2 separate regions of the Homo sapiens genome follow, and region 1 is linked to region 2. The links are chromatin loops, found by intact Hi-C in ENCODE. Cell type or tissue: Caco-2. All regions are shown on one strand.

The links. Peaks named below come from ENCODE experiments on the same cell type or tissue, not always from the same donor. Only the 100,000 strongest peaks of a DNase experiment are listed, where the experiment ranks them.
Region 1: a loop joins it to region 2, with 2.8 times the contacts of the local background. A loop is called at or near these places in 3 of 110 quality-filtered maps.

What each region holds. Positions count from the first base shown.
Region 1 is chr3:197,352,899-197,360,898 of GRCh38, forward strand. No RefSeq gene overlaps it. Among named protein-coding and RNA genes, the nearest start is that of DLG1, 58 kb to the left of the region's middle. In Caco-2, no CTCF peak of the experiment used is centred here; a DNase peak (open chromatin) is centred at 3,063.
Region 2 is chr3:197,486,581-197,494,580 of GRCh38, forward strand. No RefSeq gene overlaps it. Among named protein-coding and RNA genes, the nearest start is that of LINC02012, 19 kb to the right of the region's middle. RefSeq lists enhancers at 3,380-3,925, 3,926-4,471 and a silencer at 3,658-3,952. In Caco-2, no CTCF peak of the experiment used is centred here; a DNase peak (open chromatin) is centred at 3,631.

The DNA of each region.
Region 1 (8,000 bases), 130 kb before region 2:
CTGTTCTTAGGCCTTGAGGTCAAGTCTGGTGGAAAAGTGCTCTGCCATGATGATGTGTAGAATGTCGGTTTTATCCCAATTCAAAAGAAACACAGCATAATAGAATTTTCTCAACTATGAATTTTTCTCTTACATGTTTTTCTTAAGCTCTTAATGGATTTCTTTTGACCACTGGTGAGCTGCAGGCACAGCAAGTGAACTATTTTGCCGAAGCTCCAGAGACATGACCGTGGGCCTGCGCTACCTGGACTGATTGGAACAGCATTGCTGCTGGTCATGCTCAGAAGCCACCTGCTGCCTGGAAGGCAGGGAAGGGAGGTCAGCTTGACCTGCTGCTTAATTGTGTCCAGATGTCTCTATACTCTGATCCACCTACAGAAAAGGACACTCAAATGTGAAAAGAACATCTCTACTTGACTCAGAATGTTTCTTCAGAGTGACAGTGACAGTGACAGTGAGGTGACAGTGACTGACAGGGAGGCGAGCAGGCTGGCTGGGAGCCTGGCAGTCCTAAGTTCTTATCTTAGCTCTTCTACTCACTAACTGTAACTTCGGGCAAGTTAACCTCTATGAGCCTCAGTTTCTTCATCTGTAAAATGGGGAGGTGACTGTTAGAGTTTTTGGTAGGATGGACTAAGCAGATACATGAAGAGTGGCTGGCAGGACCCCTGATTCAAGAGAAATGGCCGTGATTATGACTCTGATTCATATTGTATTGGTTGCTAGGTGGCTATTTTGTGGGGAGAGGGTGTAACTTGATCACAGGTATGTACGGCCAGAAGCACTGGCTCCAGCTGTCCTTTCAAAAGCTCTCAGGTTATGGAGTCGTACATTGTTCTACTTACTGTATCCTCATTAATTCTTGATCCATCCCTCAGCCCTTCTTCCCACTCACTTAGATAAAGCAGAGACCTGTGGTTTTCCTGCTGGCATTTTGTTCAGACACTGGTTTCTGAAGGTCTTTCCTGCCACTTGGAAGGATGGAGGAATACAAGGACTGAGAATGTTTGACTCCTTGGAGGGAGACACAGGGTTTCACGGGATTAGCTGACACAGCATGTAATCACCTTTCTGCTGCTCCCTAAGGCGGGGGGTGGGGGGTCTATTACTGTTGCTTCTTAAGTAAGCTTAGATGGAGCCTGGCTTCGCAGGCCCAGAATCCACTGCTGGACACTTTCCCTCCCTGGCCATGGCTTCTTGTGGCCAGAGGGGAATTCCCAGCAAAACTGTTGAGCCAACCTGGCACATGGACCCAGCCTAGCAGTCCACCCTACTCTGTTCTGTGGAGTCCGGGGAGGGTCTTGTTCTTGCTGGACATTTCCCCTGGGCACTTTATTCAAGAATGAAGGAACGAGAGACAGAGAGCTGAGTCTGAGAGGCAGAGAGAATCAAAGAGACAGAGACTGAAAGAGACATGCACACAGACAGAAAGAGACAGCGGTACAGAGAGAAACTAAGAGGCAGTCTGAGAGACAAGGAGACAGAGACAAGGAGACGACGACTGAAGGAGAGACACACAGAGAGACAGGGGGACAGACAGACGTGTGGGCAGAGGGAGCAAGCGAGAGACAGAGAGAGCAGAGTGTTAAAGGGACAGAAAGAAACAGAGAGAGACTGAAAGCAGAGAAAGAGAGACAGAGAGAAACAAACACACAGTGAGACAGAAACAGACACACACAGACAGGACAGAGAAGTAAACATAGAGGAATACACAGGCAGGCATGCAGAGAGATGGAGACGAAATCACACAGAGGCAGAGCTATAGACGGAGAGACGAGACACATTCAGAGAGAGAAAAAGCAAAGAGTTTCGGGGGAGATGAGGCTAAAGAGAAATGCCGGACTTGGCGGGAGACAGGACAAAGCAGTGGCTCAGCTGGGGACACGCACCGTTTGCACCAGAAGTCTTCACGCTCAAGTAGTTTCTTAGCTCTCAGCAGACAGCTGAGGATCGTCTCCAGACGACACGCTTCGGGAAGTGGGCCGGGCAGACTTACAGGGACAGCTGGGCTTCAGCTGTGGTTTACGGCGGCCAGCCTTTTAATCCAGGGCCAGGCCCGCAGGCAAGCTGGGGAGCTCAAGAGGCTCCCCCCGTAGCTCCCCGCTCCCAGGACCACGATAGGGACCCTGTGGGTCCTGTGGCCAGGGCAGACCCAGTTGAGGGGGAGGAGTATCCAAGCGCAGATACTCAGCCTGCAGGAGGCCTGGGGTCTGCAATCCACGGCAGCCCACACAGCCTTGGCTGTGGATGTAGGCCTCTGCTGTCATTTCAGGAATATGGGGAGCAGCCAGCCCCATTTCCTAAGCAACACCCCTGTCCTCACCACTCGCATGCCCACATACACACACGCACTTTCTAGTCTGCTGGGGGAATGGCTCCTTTTAGGCAGAGAGGGCTTAGTAACTGGAGTCAGCCATCGTAGAATCTCTGTTTCCCAACACAGCAGGAAAGTCAGGTGGAGAAATGTTCACCTGAGAAATCCTATCTGGTGTTCAGCGTGGTACTTCTGAAGGCCTGCAGAGGTGTGGGCTCTAAGCAGGAGAGTCAACCTTAAACTCCTAAGATGCGAGGGGCCCTGAGCCCGGAGCCTCGGCCTTGCTCCTGGCTCCTCCTGGCTCCCTGGCCTGTTCCGTGTTCTCCAAGTGCCTGCCTGTTTCTCTCTATGTTCTGATGACTGCTAAGGCTACCCTTCCTCCATCCTTGCTCTGCATCACTCACGGCATTTGCCCACTCGTACCCCAAGACATTGCAGGAGCTTGTCGTTGTCATTTCCCCTGGGACCTACCGAGGGTCACCAACTCTCTTGCTGACCAGACCTAGAGCCCAAGAGAGGCATCAAGCCTTGCCCTGAGATAGGATGTACTACCATCTCTCTGTTGAAAAGGGAGGTGATATCTAAAAAATGCTGCCCTTTTGACCCTGGGACCTCACAGTAGACATTACAATACAAACAAAGCCATTGGAGAAATCAAAGCTCATCCTTGGATAAGGAAACTGGGTCTGGATAATCTTGCAAGATAATTGCATTCCTGTGCCTGTCCTCTCTGCCCACAAGAGTCAACATGGGGCCAGGTGTTGCCTCATGCCTGGAATCCCAGCACTTTGGGAGGCTGAGGCAGGCGGATCACCTGAGGTCAAGAGTTTGAGACAAGCCTGGCCAACATGGTGAAACCCTGTCTCTACTAAAAATACAAAAAAAATATAGCCAGTTGTGGTGGCAGGTGCCTGTAATTTCAGCTACTCAGGAGGCTGAGGCAGGAGAGTCACTTGAACCCGGGAGGTGGAGGTTGTAGTGAGCTGAGATCGCACCACTGCACCCCAGCCTGAGCAACAAGAGGGAGACTCTGTCTCAAAAAAAAAAAAAAAGACTCCACAAGGTCCAAAGGAGCTCACTGTTGTCAGTTCACCCAAGTGTGAGCCCTGTGTGGAACCAGGGTGTAGCATGACGGCTGGATCAGTTCACCCAAGTGTGAGCCCTGTGTGGAACCAGGGTGTAGCGTGACGGCTGGATCAGTTCACCCAAGTGTGAGCCCTGTGTGGAACCAGGGTGTAGCGTGACGGCTGGATCAAGTGCAGAGTGTGGGGACCGGTCAGAGAGCTGGCACTGAGTGAGTCTTTGTCAGCAGGTTGGCGTGGAGCCCTCCTTGATTCTAACAGTCTCACTTTCTGTTTCCATCGTACTTTCGTTTGCAAAGCTCTTTCCCCCTCATCATCGTATTCCATTCTCCCCACGACTCTTAGGAGACGGGCAACCCGACTTTCCCCGCACAGGGAGAGAAAGTGAAGAACACAGAGGTGGGTGGGTAGCCTCTTCAAGGACACAGGGTGAATAGTGCCAGAGCCAGGACCCCAACCTAGATCTTCTGGATTAAAAAACCAGGGGCACTTTCTACTCGATTCGGCTTTTATAGGTGAGACACTGACCAGTTCCTGCCAGAATCCTATCTTCCATCATTTATTTCCTCTGAAAAGGAAAACCCAAAGCGGCAGGCAAGATATTGCGTGTTATGCCTCAGGGGGTTGGACAGTCCTAGAATTACCTGGAACACTTACTTCCAGCATGAGGGTTCCTCATGTAGCTATCGCACCTCCCAGCCCTTCAGCTGCATACCTGCAGGCCACCTGCTCCACACACAAGCCATGAAAAGGCATGCTGTGATCTGAACTGTATGTCTCCCCAAAATTCACAGGGGGAAACCTAATGAGCAAGGTGATGGTATTAGAAGGTGGGACCTTTGAGAAGTGAGGTCATGAGGTCATGAGGGGAGCCCTCATGGATGAGATGAGTCCCTTATAGAAGAGACTCCAGAGTGCTAGTGAGCCCCTGTGACCCTGTGAGTTTCCAGTGAGAAGGAAGTGGGCCCTCGTCAGACACTGACTCTGCAGGCACCTAGATCTCGGACTTCCCAGCCTTTGAAACTGTGAGAAATAAATGTCTGCTGTTTACAAGCTACTCCGTTTAGTGCATTTTGTTAGAGCAGCTCAAAGGGACTAAGACAAGGTGCAAATGCTCAACCACAGAATGAGCACGACCATAGCACAGGCTCCCGGGCGGCACAGGGGAGATGGGGGAGAAGGGCAATTTGTTATGTCTTGTTGCTGGTTATTGCTGATCTACAGGAAGGCAGCTGCTCCGAGCCATGTATCTTAGATACGGCCCTTTGATGGAATTTCATTAATATCAGCAAGTGTTTTCAGTTGATTATCTGGGAATTTCTAATGATAATTTTTTCTCCTTTTGAATAATTCTACTTCTTATTTCTATTTTATTGCATGAATCAGATCTTCCCAATATTAAATAATAGTAGTAATGGTAGAGATTTTTATTCCTGATTTTAACAAGACTGTGTCTAATGTTTCAGCTTCTGAGATCAGACAAGATTGGGCACCTTCAGGGTGGTATGGCCCTATGTCTAATATTTTCTTTTCTTTTCTTTTTTGTTTTTGTTTTTTGAGACGGAGTCTCACTCTGTCACCAGGCTGGAGTGCAGTGGCGCGATCTCAGCTCACTGCAAACTCTGCCTCCCGGGTTCAAGCGATCCTCCTGCCTCAGCCTCCCAAGTAGCTGGGACTACAGGCGCACGCCACCATGCCCAGCTAATTTTTTGTATTTTTAGTAGAGACGGGGTTTCACCATGTTGGCCAGGATGTTCTTGATTTCTTGACCTCATGATCTGGCCACCTCAGTCTCCCGAAGTGCTGGGATTACAGGCATGAGCCACTGTGCCCGGCCATGTCTAATATTTTCTAATTAAGTATTATATTTGTCACTATCATGAGTTGCATTTGGTTGTGGTAAGGAAAAATCTTTCTATTCCTAGTTTAAATTTTCTTTAACAAATCAGGAATGAACATTTTCTGATAAAGATTTAGCAGCTGCAGGCTGGGTGCGGTCTCAAAAAAATTACAGGCTCACGCCTGTAATCCCAGCACTTTGGGAGGCCAAGGTGGGCGGACCATGAGGTCAGGAGATTGAGACCATCCTGGCTAACATGGTGAAACCCGTCTCTACTAAAAATACAAAAAATTAGCCGGGTGTGGTGGTGGGCACCTGTAGTCCCAGCTATTTGGGAGGCTGAAGCAGGAGAATGGCGTGAACCTGGGAGGCGGAGCTTGCAGTGAGCAGAAATCGCGCCTCTGCACTCCAGCCTGGGCAACAGAGAGAGACTCCATCTCAAAAAAAAAAAAAAAAAAAAAAAGATTTAGCCGCTGCAAAGTGCGTTGAGTCAGGGGAATGGATCAAGAAGGATTCCTGTTGGAGTGGTGTAGTAGAGTGGTTGTTAGTGCAAACATGTAGATTTGGCAGCCTTTGCATGAGAGACCTGGGGGAGGCACAGCTCTGCTGTTCATTACCTGAGAGACCTTGGGAATTCACTTAACTTCTCTGAGCCATCTTCACCTCATCTAGAGAAGCAGGGCCTTTACTTGCTAGTTTTGTGAGGATGAAGTGAGGTTGTGTATGTGAAGTACTGAGATAGCCAGTCTCCAAGACGGTCCTCAACAATCTCTGTCTCCTGTATTTACACCCTTATGGGATCTCCTCCTGTATGATATTAGGATTGGTCTGTGTAACCAATAGAATCCAGCAACTGTGATGATATGTCACTTCCAAGGCTAGGTCGTAAAATAGCATTGAGGCTTCCTGTTTGGTCACTCTCTTTCTTGGATCACGTGTTCGTGGGGATCACTTGGATCATGTGTTGTGAGCAGTCCTATGGAGAGGTTCACGCAGTAAGGAACAGAGGCCTCCTGCCAACAGCCATGTGTGAGCCATTTTACAAGTGGCTCCTCCAGCCCATCAAGTCTTCAGAAGACTGCAGCTTCTCAGATGACACTTTGACTGCAACCTCAGAGACCCTAAGCCAGAACCGCCTAGCTAAGTCACTCCTGACCTTCAGAAACTATGTGACATAATACATGTGATATGGTTTGGCTGTGTCCCCACCCAAATCTCATCTTGAATTGTAACTCCCACAATTCCCATGTGTCGTGGGAGGAACTCCGTGGGAGGTAATTGAATTATGGGGATGAGATCAGATGTTTTTTTAAAAATGGGAGTTTCACTGCGCAAGCTCTCTTTTTGCCTGCTGCCATCCATATAAGATATGACTTGCTCCTCCTTGCCTTCTGCCATGATTGTGAGGCTTCCCCAGCCATGTGGAACTGTGAGTCCAAATAAACCTCTTTCTTTTGTTAATTGCCCAGTCTTGGATATGTCTTTATCAGCAGTGTGAAAACAGACTAATACAGTAAATTGATACCAAGAGTGGGGTGCTGCTGAAAAGATACCCAAAAATGTGGAAGTGACTTTGGAACCGGTTAACAAGCAGAGGTTGGAACAGTTTAGAGGGCTCAGAAGAAGAGAGGAAAATGTGGGAAAGTTTGGAACTTCCTAGAGACTGTCGAATGGCTTTGACAAAAATGCTGATAGTGATACGAACAATAAGGTCTAGGCTGAGGTGGTCTCAGAAGGAGATGAGGAACTTGTTGGGAACTGGAGTAAATATGACTCTTCTATGTTTTAGCAAAGTGACTGGCAGCATTTTGCCCTGGCCCTAGAGATTTGTGGAAACTTGAACTTGAGAGAGATGACTTAGGGTATGTGGCAGAAGAAATTTCTAAGCAGCAAAGCATTCAAGATGTGACTCGGGTGCTGTTAAAGGCATTCAGTTTTATAAGGGAAGTAGAGCATAAAAGTTCAGAAAATTTGCAGCCTGACAATGTGATAGAAAAGAAAAACCCATTTTCTGAGGAGAAATTCAAGCTGGCTGCAGAAAGTAATGAGGAGCTGAATATTAATCCCCAAGACAATGGGGAAAATGTCTCCAGGGCATGTAAGAGGTTTTCACGGCAGCCCTCCCATCACAAGCCCAGAGGCCTAGGAGGAAAAAATGGTTTCATAAGCCAGGCCCAGGGTCTCTGTGCTGTGTGCAGCCTAGAGACTGACTAAAAGGGGCCAAAGTACAGCTTGGGCCATGGCTTCAGAGGGCGCAAGCCTCAAATCTTGGCAGCTTCCACATGGTGTTGGGCCTGTAAGTGCACAGACGTCAAGAATTGAGGTTTAGGAACCTCTCTCTGCCTGGATTTCAGAGGAGGTATGGAAACACCTGGATGCCCAGGTAGGAGTTTGCTGCAGGGGTGGGGTCCTCATGGAGAACCTCTGCTAGGGTAGTGCAGAAGGAAAATGTGGCGTTAGAGGTCCCACACAGAGTCTCTACTGGGCCACCACCTAGTGGAGCTGTGAAAAGGGAGGCACCATCCTCCAGATCCCAAAATGGTAGATCCACCAACAGCTTGCAACGTGTGCCTGGAAAAGCCACAGACACTCAACAACAGTCTGTGAAAGCAGCCAGGAGGTAGGCTGTACCCTGCAGAGCCACAGAGGCGGAGCTGCCCAAGACCATGGGAACCCATCTCTTGTATCAATGTGACCCAGATGCAAGACACAGAGTCAAATGAGATCATTCTGGAGCTTTAAGATTTGACTGCCTTGCTGGATT
Region 2 (8,000 bases):
CAGGCGTGAGCCACCGTGCCCGGTGAGAATTCCTTCCTTTCACATCCACATCTTTCTCTGTCTCACACATGCCCCATACTAGCCATCCTCCTTCCTCTCTGTTTCTCAAATTGAAACACAATTAAGGACAAAGAAAATACTCAGGTTATTGGACACATTTGCAAATCTTCACAATCCCACAGAGGGCCTTTAGCCCCCGATGAGAACCAGTGGCATAATAACCCCTCTTGGGAACCAGCGTCATTCTCCCGATTCTCTGTTATGCATCAGTCTTGGTCACCTTTCTTTTCTTTTCTTTTTCACGCTTGTCTCTGCTTGGTATCCTCTAGAATTTGGTTTTCAATGTCCTTGCCTTACATTTGCAACATCTTCAGAGAAAGTGGTCCTAGCCCATCCCAGCTCCCACAGGCTGGTATTTCTAGTTTCCTGGCCAAGGAGGGCACACCTTTCAGGTACACAGAGATACAAAGGCTGCCAAATATTTCTCATTGCATTGTTTAGCTGGAGTATCTCAGGCCAGAGACAGGGACATGACCAGGCAAACTTCAGAGGAAGTTGTGAAGCTGTGAGAGGTCTTGGAATAAAAAAATGGATCTAGAGCTCTTCTATTGCTGAATGGGCCATGTGACTGCTGCCCATTCTATCAAAGTGGAAGCCAAACCAGTCCCTTCCCTTAGAGCTTCCATAGATGAGAGGGTACAGGGAAGCAGGAGGGATGGGGTTGTTTTTACTCTTGCACACCAGCTAAATATCAGCGCTGGTCTCCAGAGTAGAGAAGCCGTCTACGAGAGACTTCCAGGGTATCTGTGCTGTCTCTGATACCAAAGCATCCGGGCACGGCACAGCAGCTCATGCCTATAATCCCAGAACTTTAGGAGGCCGAGGAGGGCAGACGGTAGCTCACGCCTATAATCCCAGAACTTTAGGAGGCCGAGGAGGGCAGATTGCTTGAGCCCAGGAGTTCGAGACAAACCTGGGCAATGTGGCAAAATCCTATCTCTACAAAAAATATAAAAATTAGCCAGGTGCGGTGGCGCGCGCCTGTAGTCCCAGCCACCTGAAAGGCTGAGATGGGAGAATTGCTTGAGCCCAGGAGGCAGAGGTTGCAGTGAGTGGTGATCCCGCCACTGCACTCCAGTCTGGGCGACCGAGTGAGACCCTGTCTCAAAAACAAACAAACAAAAAATGTAGTTCGACCCACAAAATATCTCAAGATTGTATTTGATTGGCTTTAGCTTGGGAATCAACTTTCATCTTCAATGGCACTGCTGTTTTGCAGGACAGCTTTTGACTCGACATAGAACAATATCCAGCAGTTTCTTCCTGACATTGCTGGATGAACACTGAGGCACATGATGAATTGTTGTGCTGAGAAACTCTGAGATGTTGCATGGGTCACGGCTGCTGTGAGAGTGACTCACAGAAGCCCAGACCTGCCTGGGAGGCAGGAAGGGCAGCATTGAGGGACTGACGGGCCCTGGGCCATGACAAACAGAAGCAGATGGGATGAGGCCCACAGGGACATTGTGTCATTCACTGGGTGACCTGAGCATTACCAGAGGCAGACGAGACTGCCAGGAAGAGCACTGTTCTCTCATCTGGTGGGTTTGCAAACCTTTTTCTTTTACTATTTTCTTAAAAGAAACCTCTTCTGAATTCTGTCTGTGGCTTTGGTTGGGATCCAGCCAAGCTTTAGTTTAAAAATAAGACATATTACATTGTTACGGAATTATCAAGCTTTGGTCAACGTCGACATCAACATCATTAGCAAAACATGATTCAGGTGTTCGGCTGGGCAGACCCTCGCACATGGCAATCTAAATGAATAAGCACACTTCCTTCTCATTTTTGAGAATGTAGCTGAGAAGCAAAAATGAATACTGATGTGGATGAAAATGTAAAAGGCTTGCAGACACATACCGTGCACACCAAATTTCGGCACACAACATTAAGAAGGAATAAAAGGTAAGGTGCCTGATCCTTCGTCACACGTGTACCCACCTGATGGCATGCTGATGCCCATCAGTTGAGGTCGGTGGCGAGAGAAGGGTGGATTTGAAGGGTCATTTCAAATTCTTCTGAGTCAAAGTGGCCTAGACCAGGAGCCCCCGAGCAGAGACCATGGCTTTTAATTTTGAATCTTCACCATCCAACCCGGGGCCGAGTAGCTAGGCAGTAGTTTGATTGTAGTAACTCTTATCTTACTGTCATTATAATCTCTGCTGTTGAATGTCCCTGCATCACCTTCTAACTACCCCACCATACGAGGCTGTCATAAATGAGGGTTGATACTCACAGGTGTCTTCAGCTTGTCTCATTTTGTGGGAAGTGCACCATATCACTGTTCTGGAAGCTTTTTTCTCCAGAATTCCATAAGCTGGAACAACTATTTATGAACCTCATTTATAAGAGATGACAGTTGCCAGTAGTACAATGAAATACATGCTGTGAGAAAATGAAGTGTTCTAATCAATTAAACATACGTACAAGGCAGAATGAACTTTTATATCCCTCTAACCGGTACCCCAGTCCCCTGGCCTTTCCTGGGGCCTATGATAAGCCAAAGCTAGGCCAGCTCAAAGGAGAGGGAGAGTAGCGATTCTGTAAGAATATCCATACACAGGAACTGCGCCAAGGGGAGGCCAGCTGGACAGAGAGCAAGGTTAGCCTGCCTTCTAAAATCCACCGGCCTGCTTCTCCCACCGGCCCCCAGCACAGTTCCTGCCCAGGTAAAGCAGAACCCAATGTGACCAAAAGCCTGACCTGGACCCAAGGCATGGCCTGGGAGTGGGAGCAGTAGGTTGAGGAGGTCCGAAGGGGCAGGAATTGGGGTGTGGGTGGGGAGTGAAAGGAGAGAAGGCCAAATGTGGGGGGAGGCCCTCAGGCCAAGCTGGAAGGACCTGGGGCTGAGGAGTGCCCAGGGATTCCCCGACTGGACCCCTGACCTTCCCATACTCTGACTGGGAAGACACAGTGCAATCTTTTCTTCGAGACAGAGTCTCGCTCTGTCACCCAGGCTGGAGTGCAGTGGCGTGATCTCAGCTCACTGCAAGCTCTGCCTCCTGGTTCAAGCGATTCTCCTGCCTCAGCCTCCCGAGTAGCTGGATTACAGGTGTGTGCTACCACACCTGGCTAATTTTTGTATTTTGGGTAGCAACAGGGTTTCACCATGTTGGCCAGGCTGGTCTCAAACTCCTGACCTCGTGATCCGCCCATCTCGGCCTCCCAAAGTGCTGGGATTACAGGCGTGAGCCTCCGCGCCCAGCCCGACACAACTCAATCTTGAAGGGCTGTTTTGTACATCCTTCTGGATGCAATGGTGCATGGATAGGCTAAGAGTACACTTGTGTTATAAATTGAAAACCACTGCTCCCGTCCACTCTTCAGATGGACGTTCTGGGTTTGTTTTACATGTGTTTTTCCTTTCTTTCATAAAAGAAAAGGAATCATGTTGTCATCAGTTTTTTAAAGTTTGTCCCCAGCTCCCTCTACTTTTTCTGTGTCTGATGGGGGCCAGCCAGTCACAAGGACCTCACCATACTAGCAGGGTGCGGCCTTCTAAATGGGCATTTGTGAAGCTCTGGGTGCTGGCTGGGCGGGGCAGGGTCAGAGAAATGCAAAGTATTCCAGGCATTAGCCCCGGAATTTACTCCCAGCCTCTCCTCTGCCCACATCATAGCCCCACCAGGCTGCAGTCTTCTCCCCTTGGATCAGAAGGTGCCCCAAGGCCTCTCTTGGAGATTTTACCCTGTTGGCTCATCAGGAGAGAGGAAGAGAGGCTAGGATCAGAGGAAATGCCTAATGAATTACCATGAGGAAAGAAGAAGCAGAATGTGAGCAGCTGCCTCTGCTGGTTAGGTCCAGAGAAAAGATGTTTCTGGATCTATGATTTAGGTGGGCAGGCAAGCAAGCAATAGGAGAGCCCGCAGCCAGGGGAGAGAAAACTCCTGGGAGTTTCTGCTTTCTGAAGCCGGGGGCAGTTTGCCCAGCCAGGCTGGAGGTGATGCCAGAGGGCCTCGATTTGGGGGTGCCACCTCCTGAGTACAGCAAATGGACCTGACACCCTCAGTGAAGTCAAGATAAGAGGAAGGCTGGATGCCAAATGGGGACAAAGGATTAAAATAGGCTTTGGGGGCTGTTCTAACCCAAGGAGAGGAAACACGAGAGAAAAAAACATCCCTGAGTGACAGCCCCACAGATTCCCAGAAGTGGGATGGGAGTGGAGAGGGCTCATTATAAGCTGTTCCTTTTGCAAACCTGGGTGAGCTGCTAGAGCTTCTAGAGAACGAACATCCCAGGACATCTGGAATGAAGTGGGCGTGGGGAGACCCTATGATATCAACTCCACTGACAAATTGCAGTTTACCAAGCATGGTCAAAACCAGCATCCCACAGCACGTGACAACGGTCCTGGGGCAGTGTCATCATCACGCTGCACCTGTTTTACAGATGAGGAGACTCAGACATGTGCGAGGACTTGGCCTGCATAGGTGGGCTTCAAAGAGAGGTGTGAGGACCACTGGTCAGTACGAGGTGATTTCGTGCTGCAAGGGTAAATTATTATGCTAATAGACACATATTTACTGTAATGAGCTTTTAAAAATATAATTAGAACCACGAAACCTGTGATTTCAAGGATACTGTTATTTTTTTTTTAGGCAGTCTTGCTCTGTCACCCAGGCTGGAGTGCAGTGGCGTGATCTCAGCTCACTGCAGTCTCTGCCTCCTGGGTTCAAGCGATTCTCCTGCCTCAGCCTCCCGAGTAGCTGGAATTACAGTTGTGTGCCACCATGCCCAGCCAATTTTTGTATTTTTAGTAGAGACGGGGTTTCACCATGTTGATCAGGCTGGTCTTGAACTCCTGGTCTCAAATGATCCACCTGCCTCGGCCTCCCAAAGTGTTGGGATTACAGGTATGAGCCATCGCACCCAGCCGAGGCTACGTTTTAAAAGTGAGTTTATTTAAAGTTGGTTTCAACAAAGTGGTAAAGAAATCATATTACATATGGCAATGGGTTTTCCTTTTTTAAAAGTGCAAAGGTGGGAAACTATGTACTGAATGGTGGTAGTGATGATGGTGATGATGATGATGATGATAGCAAACTATCATCATCATCAAGTTTTATAACACTCGGTGCCAAGCACCTTGCATATATTAAATTATTTATTCTTGTGACATCTCACGAGGTAGGGATAATGATGACTTCATTTGACACACGAGGCTTTAGGGAGGCACAGGGTAAGGGTGGAGGGCTACATCCAGGTGCTCAGACCGCAGTGCACTCACTCCTGAAGGCGGCTATGGAGGCCCCTGGCCAGAGGCCCAGGTGCAGGGGTGTTGAGAACATGCCTGCTGGAATGGGGAGGGAGTCCGTGTATGCCCTCTCTGCTTCCGATGCAGAACTACAGGAGATGCCATATTTCACAATGGCATTGCTTTCCAAAGCAAATGGGGACAATCTGGTGGCCACAGTAAGGTGGTTTCATGAGCAGCTCCAGCAGCATTCTGCTTTGCACTTTGGGCAGAGGCTGCATTGCGCAGCTAATGGGAGGGCCTCGGGCGGAATCTAGCTAAGTCCATTTCAGACTGGCCTTGCTGCCAGCCCGCTAAACTCTTCCAGATGATTCTGGCTGGGTTTGAGAGGCTTTACCAGACAGGTTGTCTCTGTGTTAGAGGAGGGGAGGAGGATGTCTGCAAAATGTCTGAAGAGAGGGAAGAAGAGAACTCTGAGATCAGGTGGCTGCTGCAAAGGCTCACATGACGAAGGCGGATTGGGGAGAGGAACGAAGAGACAATAGGGCTAGTGGGTCCTAAGAACCTCTCAGCCAAGAGCACAAAACACAGCTGTGCTAGATGGGTGTAATGGCATGCACCCAGTCCCAGCTACTCAGGAGGCTGAGGTGGGGAGGGCCAATATGCTGCCAGCCTGGGCAACACAGCGAAATTCCATCTCTAAAAAGGAAGCCACAAAGGCCACAGTTGTGCTTCTTACTGTTCACACAATTGGTCAAAAATCTTCCAGCGCATCCTCTCATTCAGCGTAGCATTTAAGAGCAAGAGCTCTGGAATCCTAGATTCACCTCTCATTAGCTAGATGGCCTTGCTGAGGTCATTTAACCCCTCTGGGACTCAGTTTCTCCATCTGAAAAGTAGGAATAATAAAAGTGTCTCTCGTAGGGTACAGTAAAGATTACATGTGATGGTCTTGGCGCAGTACGGGACGTGTGTGAAGTACCTGCTGGTGGTAGCTGTCACTGTTGGCATCCCCCAGGTCACTGCCCCTCTGAGGAGACCCCATCTGGCTTGGATTTGTAAGTCCAGGCTGACCTACCACAGCAAAATTTTAGAAAATTCTTACTTTGATTAGTTAATGTCCCTTTTAATTTTTTAAAAAAGGTGTACATGGGCAAACGTACTGATTTCATGGGATATTTAAGCCAAAGTTAAGATATCAAAGTGGCCAGAAAAGGGTTCCAAAGTTGAATTCATGGTTTTTCTCTCTCAAACCCTGCTTTTCCTCCCGTGTTCCCTGTCTTAGTAAATAACTCCTCTAAGTGCTGGGAGGGTCTAGAAAATGACACCTCTTTTCTGTTTCCAGGTCCTGATCAGACTGGCTACGCCCTCCTTAGCTGACACTGCCTCCCACATTGCAGGCTTCTGAGGGGTGTGGGGTGGATACAGCCGGCCCCACCAAGCTCACTGTGTGGCCCAGAGAGCAGAGAGATCACATCTGTCTGTGGCAGGCAGGGGTGATCTGAAAACCCAAAAGGCACTGAGCCACCCCAGTCCAGTTCCTCCTCCCTAATACACCATCATATAAGGAGCGAGGGGCTGTTACGCTAACAGAAGACCCTCCACCAGGAAACATGAGGAGTGGGGAATGAGTGTTCCTCTAACACCATCCACCACAAACCTCAGAGTCACCTTAGACACACAGTCTCCCTCACCCCTACCTCACTCCATATTCTGCCTGTCACCAAGTCCTGTCAATTTCACTTCCAAACTAGGTCTTGACTCTGCTCTCTTGACTCTATTATACAGCCACTAGTCCAAGACAGTATTTATTAACTCTCACCTGGACTGCTTACAGGCCCCCTCATCCACTTTTGCTGTCTCTGATCTGTTCACACTGCAGGCCCCAACTCTCCTGACATGATTTTTAACAGTTCTTTGTTGCTCTTTGGTAAAAACTAAAATCCATCATGTGTGCCTGATGCCCTGCTGGTCTAGCCCCTGCCTACCTCCCCAGCCTCGGGCAGCACCACCATCCCTCTCACCCCCAGTGGGAGCTCCAGCCACCCTGCTTTGATTTCACGGAGAAGACAGGCTTCATTCTACTCAGAACCCTTTCTCGTGCTTTCTCTCTGCGTAGAATGCCCACCCTTCCTTTCTTCCAACCTTCCTTCCTCCCTTTCCCTCCCTCCCACCGACTCTCACTCATCCTCCACATCTGAACTCAAATGTCACCTTTCCAAGGAAGCTTCCCAGACAAGATCAGATCTCCCTACTAAAGATTCAAGGTTTTGTGATCATTTCTTTCATAGTATTGAGAGTTGATAATAAGATAATTGTTTGATTCTTTGATCAATCTCTGTGTCCCCATGATACTCTAAGCTCCATGAAGACAGTGGTTTTTTTCACCCCTCAGCCCCTGGCATAGTAACTGGCACATAGTAGATGCCTGGTAAATATTTGTTGATTGATTGAATTAGACAGAAAAATTATTGTAGAAAAAAATGTGATCCCAGTGAATGGTTCTGGAGATCAAATGTCCCTTTTCCAGGAAAGTGGGGCAGGCTAGGGAGACATGGGATAGGTTGTTTGTGTGTGAGTGGTGGAGGGTGCAGGGGAAAAGGGTTTGTCTGGGATCAGAGTTCAGCAGCTGGCAGCTCAACTGGTTGCATGGGAAACGTGATTATAGTGTCAGGAGGGATTAATGGAGTGGAGCAAAGGAGGTGGTTCCTGGTAGAGCCCTTCCCAGATCAGATGCATATGGGAT